2 separate regions of the Mus musculus genome follow, and region 2 is linked to region 1. A link is a loop called in an ENCODE intact Hi-C map of the cell type or tissue named here. Cell type or tissue: heart. All regions are shown on one strand.

Region 1 (8,000 bases):
TACAGAGTGAGTTCTAGGACAGCCAGGGCTACACAGAAAAACCCTGTCTTGAAAAAATCAAAAAAACCAAACCAAAACCAACACCACACACACACACACACACACACACACACGTCTGCCACATAATTACAGAAGCCACATGATTATCTCATTAGGTACAGAAAAAAGTCCAACGTCCATTCTTGATGCTGGAGAGTCTGTATCTGTAGAGCTGGGGCCAGGGTGGGTTCTGGGCTCTGGAACATGGTGGCTTAGGTAGCTATTGTGAGCAGAATCCTGCTTTTACTAAAAGTTAAATGTCTATCTTGATCTTGCCTCTTAGGGAGTGTGTGTATCCATGTGTAAGCATGTGCAAGGCTGGGCTTAGGGAGTGTGTGTATCCACGTATAAGCGTGTGCAAGGCTGGGCATGCAGTGCTATGTTGACAGTTATTTTTCAATTCATTGAAGCAATCATGTTTTTAGATGAGCTTTTTAAAAAAACTTTCTGTTAGATGATCTTCCTTTCCTATTGCTGTTGTGAGATTCTGTGTACATGTTTGGTATTCCATAATTTCTTTTGGGTCATCTAATAGATTTATTTCTACTTGTCTAACTGGGATTTATTGGGCTTAAAAATGGATTTTAAGGTTCTGATGTCCAATAATTCTAAACAATGCTCAGTGATTATTTGTCCTTTATTTATTTATTTATTTCTATTTATTAGTGACTTTTATTTGTTTGGGGTTCCCTGTGTCATTGAAGCTCCCCCAGTGGCTCTGTCCCAGCCCAGCTGTGTGCACGCAGTCCGGCTCGTCCTGCTGGGAGTTTAACTTCACAGCATCTCCTCTCTATTTCTGAGATGCATTTTGCACAATTTATTTAGATTTACTTTTCTTTTTCCTACATCACTGGCATTTAGCGTGACAAATTCTGTGTGACAGTGTGTCTCTGTAGCCTAGGCTAGCCTTGAACTGGAGGCTATCTTCCCTCAGCCTCCCGAGGGCTGCGATCACACTCAGGTGCCACTATGTCTAGCTAGCCCTGGGTCCCCTCTAACCCTGCTCTTGGACTTGTGCTCACTTGGTTAACTCTATTCCAGCAGTCGTCCCCATACATTCTGATAAAGTCTGCCACCTACAAGAATCTCTTACTGTATGTCAGTCATACATAATACATTTGTATATATTTTAAAAGAGCCAGTAGGAGAGGAGAGATGTGATTTATTTTGGAAGCAATGCTTCTTGTGAGCAAAGGAAATTCCGAGATTTTATTTGGGCGCTTATACATATTCATAGGAGTGCTTTAGATTGGGCACAGCCCTGAGCATGCTCATTAGAGGGTATGTTCCTCAGCATGCCCAGTTTAAGGTTGTAATCGAAGAGGGAAACATGGTGGACACATTTGGAGTTGGTTTCTGTTGTGGCACATGTACCTCTGGGCTTGCTCAGCTTGCCCTTGGCCATATTTTTAATGCCTACCTTAATTTCCTTAAGCTTAGGAATGTCATATTCTTATGTTCTGTCATTTTCAGTATGTGAAGTCTTTGTGAGTCTAATCCCACTGTTGCTGTCTCCCGCTCGTGTCTCTCTCAGGTCCCTGTATGATGTGGTTTTGACTGAGGTCGAGTTTTCAGAACTTTATTCGTGTGAGTGATTGGTGTGGTCCTTTAATCTTTGAGCTTTCTTTGGTTATATGCTTGGTTGTATTTCTAGCCCTGGACCATTTTATTCTAAATTCACAGATTTATTTATTTATTTATTTATTTATTTTTTGGCTATCTGATAGAATGGTTTAGTCAGTAAATTTACATTAATGAATTACATTACAGAATAAATTTTATGAATTCTTAAGAGAGATTTTTCCCCCTTCATCTGGTTCCAAGTTCTGATGTGTGCATTTTCTTTTCTTTCCCCTTTGGTTGAGGTAATGCTATTTCTGAATTCTGTTCATATTAGGGGTCAAGTTCTTTGTGGTCTTAGGTTTGTCTGGAGCGTGGTGGGGGGCTCTGTCCTGGGCAGCTCCGCCCCATCCTCCCCTTTTCTGTGTGTCATTTGAGAGCATGAAAACGAAAGCTTATGTTTAGATTATCTGGCTTAGGAAAATGTCCCGAGGGCTCTGTGTACCTTTGTGGATTCCACTTTCACTTCGGTTTTGGCTTCTGAATTTTATTTCCTTTGTTTCTTGGCAGCATATTGATATACTTTAAATTCTGCTTTTAACAAATATTTTATTCAACACAGAGAGTAGGTGTTACTTGATATTTCTTTCCTTTTTTATAATTTAATTGTTGATGAGCAACTATATCAGGCTTTATCTGTCCAATAAAATACTTAATATTTTATACTTAAATCTGATGTCATAAGTCCATGACATGCAGTTGTGATGGTAGGCTACCTTAAATATGGAATTAAAGAGATCTCATTAGGTGCCTGCTGTGTGGATCTGTGCAGCTGGAGAGACAGCCGTGAGCCGTGACACTGCTGTTCGGCTGCTGTGTGTCCCTTAGCAGACCACAGAGCTTCCCTGAGCCTCAGTTCCCGCCACAGGAGGACAATGGTTCTTGACCTTCTTCCCTTACAGAGGAGCTGCTCGGCTGAGCCAATGACAAGCGGGCTGGCACTACTTTCGTGGAGATTATGGTAAAATCTTTGATTCCGGTAATTTCACCGGAGTATGTGAGACGAGACATCGTTGACTGCCATCCTTGTTCTCCTCAAATCAACTTCACTTCTGTGTTCTTCAATTACTTTCCTCTTTGTGTGATCTCAGTGAAATGGAGAGCACAGAGCATGTGTCAAATGAATCTTTCACTAAGAAAGATTCATTTGACACATGTAAGTGGCCCTGCATAGCTTTACATTTATACATGATACAACATTCATGTGCGTGTGCGTGAGTGAGGGTGAGTGTGTGTGTGTTCTCATGTGCAGTTACGTATGTGCCCGTGGAACAACCTTGGCATCATTTCTCGGTTACTGTCCATCTTTATGTTTCTCAGAGCCTTTCATTTGCCTGGAATCTCCAAGTAGGTGAGGCTGGCCAACCAGTGAGCCCCAGGAATCCCTGTGGCCCTGGGGATTGAGCTCAGACTGTTGGCTTACACGGCGGCAAGCTTTACACACGAATTTATCACCACAGCCCACACTTCAGTGATTTAAGGCATCAAAATGATAGAGAATAGTAAAATCCCAGAAAATATGGGAATGGGTAAGGAACATTTTTACAAAGTAAATGTCTGGCTGGATATAGTGGACAGAAGAGAGATGGTCTCAAAAAAGTCCAAGGCAAACAACCCAAGTCAGTTGTTGCCTGGTAACTCGCGATTCTGTGCTGGACAGCAGAGGGCGCCCTCGCCTCACCCTTTGATTTCCTGAGGCCTACCTTGGAGTAGGTAACAGAAGTACCTACTCATCTAGGCCTGAACAGGATTCGAAAACAGTTTTTCCTTTGTCCTTGGCTTAGTGAATAAAATCCCCTCCCCTCTGGGGCTTCCCCTGAGTGTGATGAGCCGCCATGGCTGCCTTGATGCTCACCGACACCCCGACACCCCCGGAGGCTCTTTGGACCGATCTGCCCTTGCGTCTGGGGCTCGTAGGATACTGCTAATAAATTAGCTGCTTGGGCGGCTTGATTGTTGTGGCAGGTCTGTGCTTGTGACCTTTGTTAAAGATGCATTTAACTGCTTTCTTTAAGGAAAAGCACGATGTGATATATTAAACAGTGGTAATCGGTACTCTGAGCCCTGCGACAGAAGTTCACGAAGTATCATCTAATTCAGTTTGGCTAGCCATTTCAGATCAGAGGTAGAGTTAAGTTTTTTTTTTCTTCTTAAAAGTTAAATTCTTTATTTTTTATTTGTTAATTTTTTTTACACTCCATATTTTATTCCTCCTCTCCCACCCTCCGGCTGTTGCACATCCCACACCTCCTCCCACCCACCTGTCTCCACATGGATGTCCCCACCCCCACCCCACCTGACCTCTAAACTCCCTGGGGCCTCCAGTCTCTTGAGAGTTAGGTGCATCATCTCTGAATGAACACAGACTCGGCAGTCCTCTGCTGTATGTGTGTTGGGGGCTTCATATCAGCTGCCTGATTGGTGTTCCTATCTGAGAGATCTTGGGAGTCCCGGTTAATTGAGACTGCTGGTTCTCCTACAGGATCGCCCTTCTCCTCAGCTTCTTTCAGCCTTCCATAATTCAACAACAGGGCTCAGCTGCGTCTGTCCATTGGTTGGGTGCAAATATCTGCATCTGATTCTTTCAGCTGCTTGTTGGGTCTTCTGGAGGGCAGTCACGATAGATCCCTTTTTGTGAGCACTCCATTTGTGAGCCTCAGTAATAGTGTCAGGTTGGGACCTCCCCTTGAGCTGAATCTCACTTTGGGCCTGTCACTGGACCTTCTTTTTCTCAGGCTCCTCTCCATTTCCATCCCTGTAATTCTTTCAGACAGGAACAATTATGGGTCAGAGTTGTGACTGTGGGATGGCAACCCCATCCCTCATTTGATTTGTCTTCCTGCTGGAGGTGGGCTCTATAAGTTACCTCTCCCTACTTAGATTTAATTTTTTAAAAGATTTATGTATTTATTATATGTAAGTACACTGTAGCTGTCTTCAGACGCACCAGAAGAGGGCTTCAGATCTCATTACGGATGGTTGTGAGCCACCATGTGGTTGCTGGAATTTGAACTCAGGACCTTTGGAAGAGCAGTCGGGTGCTCTTACCTGCTGAGCCATCTCACCAGCCCCCTAGATTTAATTTTTAATAATATTGTGTATGCAGAATAGGTTCACAAAATGAGAACATAAACAATTTTGTGTGTTTTCATAAGTGATCTCTGAATTTCTTATGACTATTATTATTTTTTTAGTATAGAATAGAGTTTATTTAGGACATGGGAAGGGGAGAGGAGAAGGGAGTAGAGACAGAGAGAGAAAGGGAGAGGGGAGAGGGGAAGGGAGGGGAGGGGAGGGGAGGGGAGGGGAAAGAAGAGGCCAGCCAGGAACATGGGGTGGGGGGGAGGGGAGAAGGGGGTCAGAGAGGGAAGAAAGTCAGAGAATAAGAGCTCTTATACCTATTATCCTGAGTAGTTTATCTGGCTTTGAAACTAGCTGGCTTTCTGAATGAACAGATGCAGCTGTGTTCCATTCCATCTCTAAGAGTTTATCTTTCAGATGAGGAATTTTGAACACATGGATTTTATTGTGTAATGGCATCCATCTTGTTTCTCATATATTATTTAGAATTAGAGAGAGAGAGAGAGAGAGAGAGAGAGAGAGAGAGAGAGAGAGAGAGAGAGAGAAGAGAGATTGAGAGGGCAGGGCAACCGAATATAAATGAGAACATAGTGAATGAATGTGTGTGTGTTTGGGCAGTGAAGTCACAGTTAGCGACAGCTCATTCTCTGTTTCCAGATAGGATTTTGGCACAAAGAATACTTAAAAGAGGATTGTTAACTTATTTAATTGTGTGTGCATGTTTACACGTGTAAATGCACCTGTATATGTTTATGAAGCCAGAAGAGCACGTTATGTGCCTTCTTCTGTCATTCCCCACCTAGTTCTTTGAGGCAGGGTCTCTCCCTGAATTTGGCACTCAAGTTGTCTTTGATACCGTAAGGTGGTAAGTCTAGAGATCTTCTGTCTCTGCCTCCTCCTGCAGAGCTGGGTTGCAGGTGTGTGTTGGATGCTCAGCATCTTACGTGATGCTGGAATCCATTGCTTGCCTCTTGAGACTGCCCAGCAAGTGCCCTCACTGCAGAGACATCTCTCCAGCCCTACGGAATACCTTTTATGTGATTTCGTTAGTTATCAACTTAAGGACATTGCTGTCTTAGGGAAAATAAATCTAACTTAGGCAGACAATCATCCTGAACAGTCAGTGGTTCATATACACTCAAGTTCTGGGAGGGTTTTCCATAGTTAAAAATCTTAAAAAGTGCTGGAGAGATGGCTTAGCAGTTAAGAGCACTGACTGCTCTTTCAGAGGTCCAGAATTCAATTCCCAGCAACCACATGGTGGCTCATAATCATCTGTAATGGGATCTGATGCCCTCTTCTGGTGTGTCTGAAGACCGCTACAGTGTACTCAGATACATTACATAAATAAATAAATAAATAAGCCTTTAAAAAATCTTAAAAAGAACCCTTTCCTTTGACAAAGAGGATGAGTTTCTAGATATGTGTGTCTGTTCGTGTGTTTGTGTGTATGAAATTATGAATGTGTGTATGTGTATGTTTGTATGTATGTATGTATGTATATATGTATGTATGCTGTACTATGTATGTGTGTGTGTATGTATGTGCATGTGAATGTATGTATGTATGTATGTATGTGTGTGCTTTTTCTCCTGATACATTTTCCCCAAAGCAAAAAAACTCTCTTTAAATTTTTTTTCACTGTTTGATTTCCACACAGTGTCACACAGTTGTGCCTGTGTAGTAATAGTGGTAGTGATGGCAGTTTATCGGATGTTTGTCAGGTGTGATAAAGTGGGCATTTCGTTATGTCTCATCCCCATAGCAGCATCGTGAAATGTCTACTTCATGCTACTACTTTCCGGATGAGGAGACTGATGTAAGTGTGGATGTGGCTGTCCTGGGGATGTTGCTTTAACCTTAGCTCTAATGAACAAGCCTTCTTCATTAGCAGTGTCTTCCGCTGTCCACCCTCTCCCTCCTGACACCCTCCAACACCTCTCGTTTGTAGTCTGAGGCTTTGTACACACCGTTCCTTCTGCTTTTACTTCTCTGATTGCCTGGCAAACTAAATTCACAAGACCCACGTGTGATCTTCCTTCTGAAGCTTTCCCCGCCTCCTGCAGCCACTGGTCAGGATCCCAAAGCCTTTTATTTTAATATGTCTTGTTCTTATATTGTTGGAGTATTTAATTAGGTTTCATATAAACTGCACTGTGTGTCTCCCAGCACATGCCAGTTAGACAGTCAATGTCTGTGAAAGTTGCTAGTGGAGAATTATGAAACCATCAATGCTCATTGCACCTGAGGAAACAGTTCTCCCGTTCTCCTGTGGATACAAGCTGTGATAAGACATTTGGGACCTTCTCTTCAGATCCAACCCGAACTCTTTTATTATTATTATTATTAGGTATTTTCCTCGTTTACATTTTCAATGCTATCCCAAAGGTCCCCCATACCCACCCCCCCAATCCCCTACCCCCCCACTCCCCCTTTTTGGCCCTGGCGTTCCCCTGTACTGGGGCATATAAAGTTTGCAAGTCCGATGGGCCTCTCTTTGCAGTGATGGCCGACTAGGCCATCTTTTCATACATATGCAGCTAAAGACAAGAGCTCCCGGGTACTGCTTAGTTCATATTGTTGTTCCACCTATAGGGTTGCAGTTCCCTTTAGCTCCTTGGGTAATTTCTCTAGCTCCTCCATTGGGGGCCCATCCAATGGCTGACTGTGATCATCCACTTCTGTGTTTGCTAGGCCCCCGGCATAGTCTCACAAGAGAGAGCTATATCTGGGTCCTTTCAGCAAAATCTTGCTAGTGTATGCAATGGTGTCAGCATTTGGAAGCTGATTATGGGATGGATCCCTGCATATGGCAATCACTAGATGGTCCATCCTTTCGTCACAGCTCCAAATTTTGTCTCTGTAACTCCTTCCATGGGTGTTTTGTTCCCATTTCTAAGAAAGGGTAAAGTGTCCACACTTTGGTCTTCGTTCTTCTTGAATTTCATGTGTTTGGCAAGTTGTATCTTATATCTTGGGTATCCTAAGTTTCTGGGCTAATATCCACTTATCAGTGAGTACATATTGTGTGAGTTCCTTTGTGATTGGGTTACCTCACTCAGGATGATACCCTCCAGGTCCATCCATTTGCCTAGGAATTTCATAAATTCATTTTTTTTAATAGCTGAGTAGTATTCCATTGTGTAAATGTACCACATTTTCTGTATCCATTCCTCTGTTGAGGGGCATCTGGGTTCTTTCCAGCTTCTGGATATTATAAACAAGGCTGCTATGAACATAGTGGAGCATGTGTTCTTCTT
Region 2 (8,000 bases), 690 kb after region 1:
ATGCGGGTAGTAAAAGACATGATTCTGGCCAGACAGAACAGCAGGGTCCTTACTCCTTTCTTTAACCCCCCTGCCTTTTTCTTTAATCTCCTTCTGTTTTGTGTTGCAGAGAAGTGAATTTCTTCATGGGATATGACTTGTTGCAAAATAATCGTTGGCCCCAGTGGGCTTCATAAAGTCTTTTAAATGGTCGGGTTTCAAGGGCAGCTTTGTCCCGAGTTTGTACTGCGAGCTGGGCCGGAGGAGGCCGTGTTTGCCAGGGCCCAGGTCTCTGGGGTAAACTCACTGAGCCTAGACAGGGAAGAAAGAACAACACTCCCAGATGTAGTACAATGGGCTGCACGATGTTCTTACAAGACATTTTAACACAAAGTCTCCAGAATTATGGCTCTGGGATGCTGCAAGGCTCATGGGAAGATACGCCCGTACATACACATTGAGGAAGAAATGAAAGGACTTGAGAGAGTTGAGTCCAGCTTCTGATCCATCTTGCAAATGATCTCGACTGGTTACTTAGAAGCTGGGGCTCGTTTTTAAGTCAGAGATATAATCTGTCTTTCCTAAAACGCAGTATTTTTTTTTTTTAACTTGTGTGTTCAAAATGAAACCATAAAACACCAAGGTTTATAATGGTCTGAAAGTTGGGAATGCTTGATGAAGGAAAATATTTAAATTCTTAGCTGCTGAGAAAGATGGCTCCTTTGAGCCTTTCGACAAAGCTATGAACTGTAGTGGTTAAGTCACACTTCCCTAGCAGAGAGCCCGGTGTGAGTCTCTGCCCTGGCTATCTGGGAACGAGAGTCCCGACAGACTAGCTGTGCAAACTTGGTCCTGAGTTTTCTTCCTCAAAAAGCAGAAGGAGCACCAATGCCTTCCCAAGGCTCGTTGTGTGAGCGAAGGGTCCAAACAGCACTACAGGTGTTCAGTCCAGTCAGGACTCTCAGGGTTTTAGAAATGTGGGTGCCTGTGATGAGGTCAGCATCTTCTGGACAGCCCATGCCACTCACTATTTGACTAGAGACAGGCCGGGACACTTTGAGACCTTGACCACTGAAGGAATTTGCAAAAGTGGTGAAGGTTAAGGGTGGAGAAAAACTTGGAAATGCTACTTCCTGAAACAAGCTGGAGGCTCAAACTGCAGGAGCCACAGCCCTTCCCCTCCCTATTTTCTGACTGAGTTCAGCTCAGCTCAGGAACAGGGAAGTTTTGGAAACCACATCACTCTTCTGAGGACCTTTCACTCCTACCTTTCTCACACTAGGAATGGTTTTGTTAGTCTCTTTTCCTGCCAAATTCCATTGAACTACTGCATGACCCAATGTCTTGTATTTGTGTGCCCTTAGGCTTTGTGGCAGGTAGACTACCTTTTACTTTTTTCTTCTGGCTCTTTCTTTATAAGAATTATGAAGAGGTCAGTTGTGTTATTAAGAATGAAGAACGAGCAGGGGAAAATGTAATTTAAAAAAATAAACTATGAAACAAATTTAGTATTGCCATTGACAACTAGTGGGGTATCTCAGCACACCCTTGGAAATTATTATGATTTTCTCATTTCAAAAGATCTCCTGGGCTGGTGAGGTGGCTCAGTGGGTAAGAGCACCTGACTGCTCTTCCAAAGGTCCGGAGTTCAAATCCCAGCAACCACATGGTGGCTCACAACCATCCGTAACGAGATCTGACTCCCTCTTCTGGAGTGTCTGAAGACAGCTACAGTGTACTTACATATAATCAATAAATAAATCTAAGAAAAAAAAAAAAGAAAGAAAGAAAGAAAGAAAGAAAGAAAGAATCTCCTGATCACAGAGGAATCATTACTTCTGACAGTTCAAACTGCCAACTTCCTTTGTGTCTTTAGGCCCCACATAAACCTTTCTTTCTTCAACATTTGCTTATATCTCTGCATTCAAGAACGTCTAAGGCCTGACATGTACTGTGAGGTCTCCTCTCTTTCCAAGTCCTGGGCAAGCCCTTCCGTGGTTGTCTTACACTAGCACAGGCTAAAGATATTACTCCTATGGCCCAGGTGGTTAGTTTTCCTGGAAAATTCCCAGAGTAGCTCTACTACACGTTAATCTATTTCTAAAATCTCAAGGTTGTGTTGGAGCTAACCTAATTCTAATACGACATACCTATAAATTTTAATGCTGTGTCTTAGCAACTAACCTTCTTGCCTGGACCTTAATCCAGGCCTGGGAATCACACTGAGTTCCCAACTAAACTGCTTGCCAGTTCTTTGAGGGGCCTGAGACACTTTTGTTCACTATGGACTGTTTCTTCCTCTGAAAAACTTAAGGAACCTATGAGGATTAATGAAATAATGTCTGCAGAGTTCTTCAGAAGAAATGTGCTATGTAAACACCAAGTATTATTCTTCTGTTTATGAGGAGTAGTATAATATCGCCTCTGAGAAACTGGGACTTCTGTTTAAAAGTACCATAACATCCCCTTTGGCTCTTTGGGGGCTTGAGTTGGGTTAGAATGGGGTACTTCAAGGAGAAGTTGAGCCATTTAACTTCATGCATGGGGAGACTAGAAATTCTAATGAGAATATAGTCGTTGATGTTGGATCGGTTTTTCGTGGTCTCCTTCCTCAGAAAACCTGGCAAAAACCATCCATATTCCTAAGAATGAATTCCTGTCTGAGCAGTTTTGAGACTGCATATGTGAAACACCACCACGTGTGCTTTAGATAAGGCCTTTAGGAATCGTCTGCAGGGTCAGAGTGTCCCATGATCCTCACCCATTTCCACGGCTTCTAATCTGCAGGGAATTCTTTCCAATATCCTTTTTGCAGATAAGATGCTTGAAGCTCGAATTTATCCCTGTTCCACAGAATGGAGTGGAGTGAGCCATGAGAGAACTGCTTCATCTCTCACAGTTGCCAGGGTTATGGACAAGTGCTTTTCTCTAGCAGCTGAAAATAGAGGGCCTGGAGGCATTGGAGATAGATGCATGTCTTCACCCTGGATGTTTGCATCTGGATGGGGGAGGCATTGGAGATAGATGCATGTCTTCACCCTGGATGTTTGCATCTGGATGGGGGAGGCATTGGGGATGGATGTGTGTCTGCTCTTCTGGATGTTTGCATTCGGATGGGGATGTTTGAAGGCTTTTCTATAAGTCCCTTCCCCAAGTTAGATTATCGTGATGAAATGGCAGAGGGATGTGAGCATACGTCTAGGAGGGAGTCCTAACCTAGGACAGAGCCACTCTGAGCTGTTTATCCTCTCCAACAGTACTCATTGACCCATGTGCTCTATTGACATCATTTGGTGGTGGTGGCGGGTCGGGGACCACAACTCCACCGTCTTCCTAGTCTTCTGAAAAAGGATCTGGCTGTTTGAATTAGCATCTTTGTGCAGGGCCAGTGGTGTGTCTTTGGGGAAGATCTTGCTTTCACAGGGACCAGAACAGAAGGAAACTGAGGGTTCTTCCAGGAGAGACTTGTGCAGTGTGATATCTCTAGTATGGCACATCAGCCATATTGTAGGACATTTGTGATACTGTTTCGTGGTTTAATCATACTGTCTGCCAGCAATAGTCTTGCTTCCACCTCTGCCACTATATTGGCTGCTGAGTTCCTATCTTCAGTTTATTGTTATTATTTTTTTTAACATAGATAAAACATGGGATAATAGTTTCTACAGTCTATAATAGGATTGGTTCTTGAAAAGTGTTTTGGAAAAAAAATATCTTCAGGACACTTGTGGAAATATTCAAGAGCATCTCCACGGAATTTCTCCTTTCCATGTGTGGAAGCAACTAGAATCATTTCATGTTGGTGCTTAGTTGTCTTCAGTACTCATGATCCCACTCTCTCCAGACAGGAGACAGTTCTGTAGGCAGGAGGCAGGCTCAAGGCTGCAACTCCTAAGGCCGGGGAGCTCCGTGCTGCCATCTGGCGGCAAGTGTCAGACTCAGCAAGCTGGCTGCTGTCATCCTGTCTGTACTTGGCTTCTGCTGGAGCTGTGGTTTGGCTGGCGTCCTTATGGAGTTTTCTTGCCAGACATGTAATTTTTTTTTAAACTCTCTATACCACCCCCTTACTTTTTGCATGTTAACAAGTTGTTGAGGGTGCATTTCAAGGCTATGATTTTTTTTGGGGGGGGGAAGCATTTGTTGATATTAAGGTGTCTGTGGTCCATCTTTCTGAAAGGAGACACTGGTTCAGACTTACCTCCCCAGCTGGCTGATCCTAGAGATGGTAAGCACAGAGACATGGTGACCGAGAAAGCAAAGAACCATGAAGTGATCGCAAACACGATGGCTAGGTTATTATGTTTTCACCTTCTCCTTGTGTGAATATGGCCTTTTGGCCATTGTTTCTGTTTGCTTAGAATGCATGATTCTGCAAACCCACCTAGAATTTGTGGAAAACTTAGGGTATCAGTCTGCCTTTTCAGAGGTGTGATAGGCCTGGCCCTGTTGATATCTGATCATAGTCATATTTCTTGTCTCCTCAAAGCAGACAGTGTCTGTAACAGTCCCATGACTCTGAGGCTGGTCCTTGGAGTGATTCTGCTGGAAACGGGACTCGTCTCACATGTGGAAATATACTAGGAGGACCCAAGCGGGATATTGTTTTCTCTCACTCTGTATCCTGAATGCCCACAATGTACCCAAGTACTGAAGTGTAGGTAGCATTTGCATGGCAGAGATCAGTGTTCCAGACCTCTCTCACTTGTGTTTGTTGCTCCGTGGGGACATGTCCCAGCCTTACTTCTTTATCTGTAGAATCAGGCTAAGATGAAGTTCTGTGTGATCTTCCTTAGCTCAGAGTCTAAATATCATCAGAGGAAGTGAGCAGTATGTGTGAATCACTATCAGAAAGTGTTTGCTGAGTTAAAACCCGAACCGAATGAGTCGCACGCTTAGCCTCAGCTGTGATCTGTGCTGTGAGGATGACAGACTCCTGAACACGGGGCTTTGTGTATAACACTCCTTGCCAGAGCCACTGTCTCCAGGATATGGGGTTTTGTGACTTGTCCAAGCCCAGGAAGCCAGGCAAGTGGTGTTAATTACCTGTGTCTGAATTTCCCATGTAGCTGTTAGGCTCAATTAAGGGGATGAGGAAGCAGGGTCCCCACGGTGATCTTGCAGCTCTATTATTTCTTTCCTCAAGGGCCTGGGATTCTAAGCCCATCCTCACATCCACACCAACCAGATTCCAAACAGACTCCAAAAATGATGGGATCTGGCAGTTCCAACATGACCCCAATAGGATGTAAAAAATCCTAAGGGTAAACAGAAAGGAAATTGTATCCCCTAAATATATACCCAAAGCTTAGGTATACATGCCTGTCTGTCTGTCTGTCCACACATATTTAAAACTTCAGATGTGACTGTACAAACCATTTGCCTGGAATGCCGTGCATGGTGGACAACAGCTAAAATGCTCTTTATTGTGAATCTTGGGATCCTGTTGTGGGTTTTGACTCTGTTCTGGCTTTCTAATTCAGCCAGCAGTTCTAAAGAACATGCGCACCTTCCCACTCACCCGCTCTCACATTGCTTCTCCCCATCACTCTGACTGTCCTGAAAGTTTGAACTCTGAGGACTCCTCCTTTTAGAGAGGACACTGTCTTAGGGGGACCCTTCTCCAAGTTTGCTGCACTCATAAATGCACTTGAGACTGAATCTCTGCTTGCGATATTCATATCAGTCCCAGTCTTCCCGGGGTGAGGGAGTCTGCGCTAAAATAGGAGTTGTAGAATCCACGCGTGGCAAATGGAGTCACAGCTAGTAATTTTAAGCAGTGCACACGTACATAGGCATACACGTGCACCCGTTAGGTGCTCTTGTTGCCTTCAGTGGGAATATGGCCAATAATACCTAAAATTTTAAAAATGTATCACTAACCATCATCGTTGGGACGAGAAGACCTGGAGAATTGGAGGGCTTGGAGCCAGGCCACCTGGTCTGCTGTCTCCATAGGCTCTAGACAGCTCCGTCATCTGCCTCATCTTCACTGGACACAAGGACACTCTTACAGCTGTGCTTTATCGACTTAGCCTTTTTACATCATTCAGATCAGCGCTGCAGTGGGTGGGAGGCACAGGCAGCTTTCCTTAAGAGCTCCTCAGCAGTGGTAGGGCTGCTCTAACGAACAGATGAGAAGGGAGACTACTGTACCACAGGATCTGAATGAATGAGTGAGGTTAGCTCTGTGGGTATAACAACCCAGGACAGACAATGGGAAAATCGGGGGGGGGGGGAGGGGAATGAGGGAGGGAAAGAGAAAGGGAGAGAGGGATGGAAACAGGGAGGGAGAGAGAGAACGGACAATTCTTTGCCCATGTCAATCACACCCTCTTATCCCTCACTGTCAACCGATAAATGCAAATAAGACAAAACAATGACAAAGCAGAACAACAGCAACAGCAGCCCTGCTGGACGAGGTCCAGGTGTCTGTGGCGATTGCTCTTTCTCCGTACATCCGTCAGACTTGAGACGATCTCGGGGATATTAACTCAGGCCATGGCAGGCCTCAGGTGACCTAGCAAAGCAACAACAGGGCAGGGAAGTGGCAAGGCTTCTGTAGAAGGAGAGCTGTTGAAAGGCAGACCCTGTCCTCTCTGCCCCCTCTCACCCACCATAGGACTGCCATGGTGATTGGCACGGGGTAGGGTTCTGTGACTCCTTGGAAGGCCCAGTCACCTGAAGGAAGATGATAATCCAGGCTGATTTCAGAATTAGATGCTGTGAGTGTCTTGTAAACTGTAGCGCATAAAAGAAATTTGGGGTGCAACACAAAAGGGGTGCATTTTCTCTTACAACTGCCAGGGTAGGTGAGCGTAGGTCGGGCACTCAGACTCTAATGTGCACACGTGTGCACCCTCCCAGCCTTCCTTCATTCCTCATACACCCCATAGCCTCATCTCCGAGGTCCTAGACCAGGGGTGATGAGGCCTTCCTTCCACCCTTGAGCTGTACTCTTCAAGGACACTGAGAACACTAGACTCTTCTTAAGGTCACTTCTGTGCATTGTCCTATTCTCTTCTGAGGAGACCTTTAGGCTTGTCCCAAGCTGAGCAGAGCTGGTGTTGTGGATACCTAACTTGCCACTTGCCGGGAAGCGAAAGCCATAAGTAGCCACAGCCTTAGCTCAGACCTAGGCCATGGCTGGTGCACATTTGGCACTTGTAAAAGATTCTCCCTGGGGCCCCGGGAGCCATTTCAGACCAGAAGGAAGGCCAGCTACCCTCTCTGAGTTGTGGTTTGTTTTCCTTATCTATAAAATTGATCTCATGGGATTTAAATCTCGATGGAAGCCACCTCACGGGGCCTATCATGAGCCTTTGTTACTTTGGTCAGGTTGTGTGATCAGGAGAACACCTCCCCGCTCTCTATAGAGCTAGGCATGCCATCATGTTCAGATCTCATCTAAGACATTTTAACAGCTAACCTTTCGGGATAAACCAAAGATGCAAATGCTTACCACACTTTCATTAGCATAAGTGCTAATGTAATGCAGCTGTCCCACAGCTATAAAACACTGAGGGCTGTGTCTGTACTTGGCATGTGGAATATTATTTTTTCTCTTACTGAACTGATTCAATGCTCAACTTTGTCGTTATTTGAGTTGGAACTTTAGATCGGTGCATTTTAATGCACTCCACTATTAAGGCTTGCTGGACAGCCGTGAGAAAATATTTTTGTTCTCACGATGCAATCTTGGCCCAGGTAGCCAATGGGCAAAATATGATTTCCACAAATATTATCATTTCTGGAGTGTGTACTGAAAGGAAACCTTAGGATGGGACTGGAGCAAGTTCCTTCCTCAGCATGGGGTTATCTGGGCAAGGCTGGCATCTGAAGACAGAGCGTACCCACTCCCCTCATCTCTAAAAGTACGATACTTTCCTAAAGTCCCGTATTCCTGGGGGATAGTTCTATTCCAGGGGAAAAAAAATTCCATCAGCTATCTCAGAGTTTTCTTGCCAAGTTGAAGGCAAGATAGGAAGAGGAAACTGCAGCTGCTGCTTTGGATTCCGAGTGAA

The links. A loop is a pair of places that touch in the nucleus more often than their neighbours do. Peaks named below come from ENCODE experiments on the same cell type or tissue, not always from the same donor. Only the 100,000 strongest peaks of a DNase experiment are listed, where the experiment ranks them.
Region 2: a loop joins it to region 1, with 15 times the contacts of the local background. A loop is called at or near these places in 13 of 42 quality-filtered maps.

Annotation. Positions count from the first base shown.
Region 1 is chr9:22,554,237-22,562,236 of GRCm38, forward strand. All of the region lies in intron 5 of Bbs9 (Bardet-Biedl syndrome 9 (human)), which reads left to right. Among named protein-coding and RNA genes, the nearest start is that of Bbs9, 83 kb to the left of the region's middle. In heart, a CTCF peak has its summit at 3,313 (motif pointing right); no DNase peak of the experiment used is centred here.
Region 2 is chr9:23,246,336-23,254,335 of GRCm38, forward strand. The region is part of intron 2 of Bmper (BMP-binding endothelial regulator); the gene reads left to right. Among named protein-coding and RNA genes, the nearest start is that of Bmper, 27 kb to the left of the region's middle. In heart, a CTCF peak has its summit at 3,900 (motif pointing left); DNase peaks (open chromatin) are centred at 236 and 3,906; H3K4me3 peaks cover 42 bases.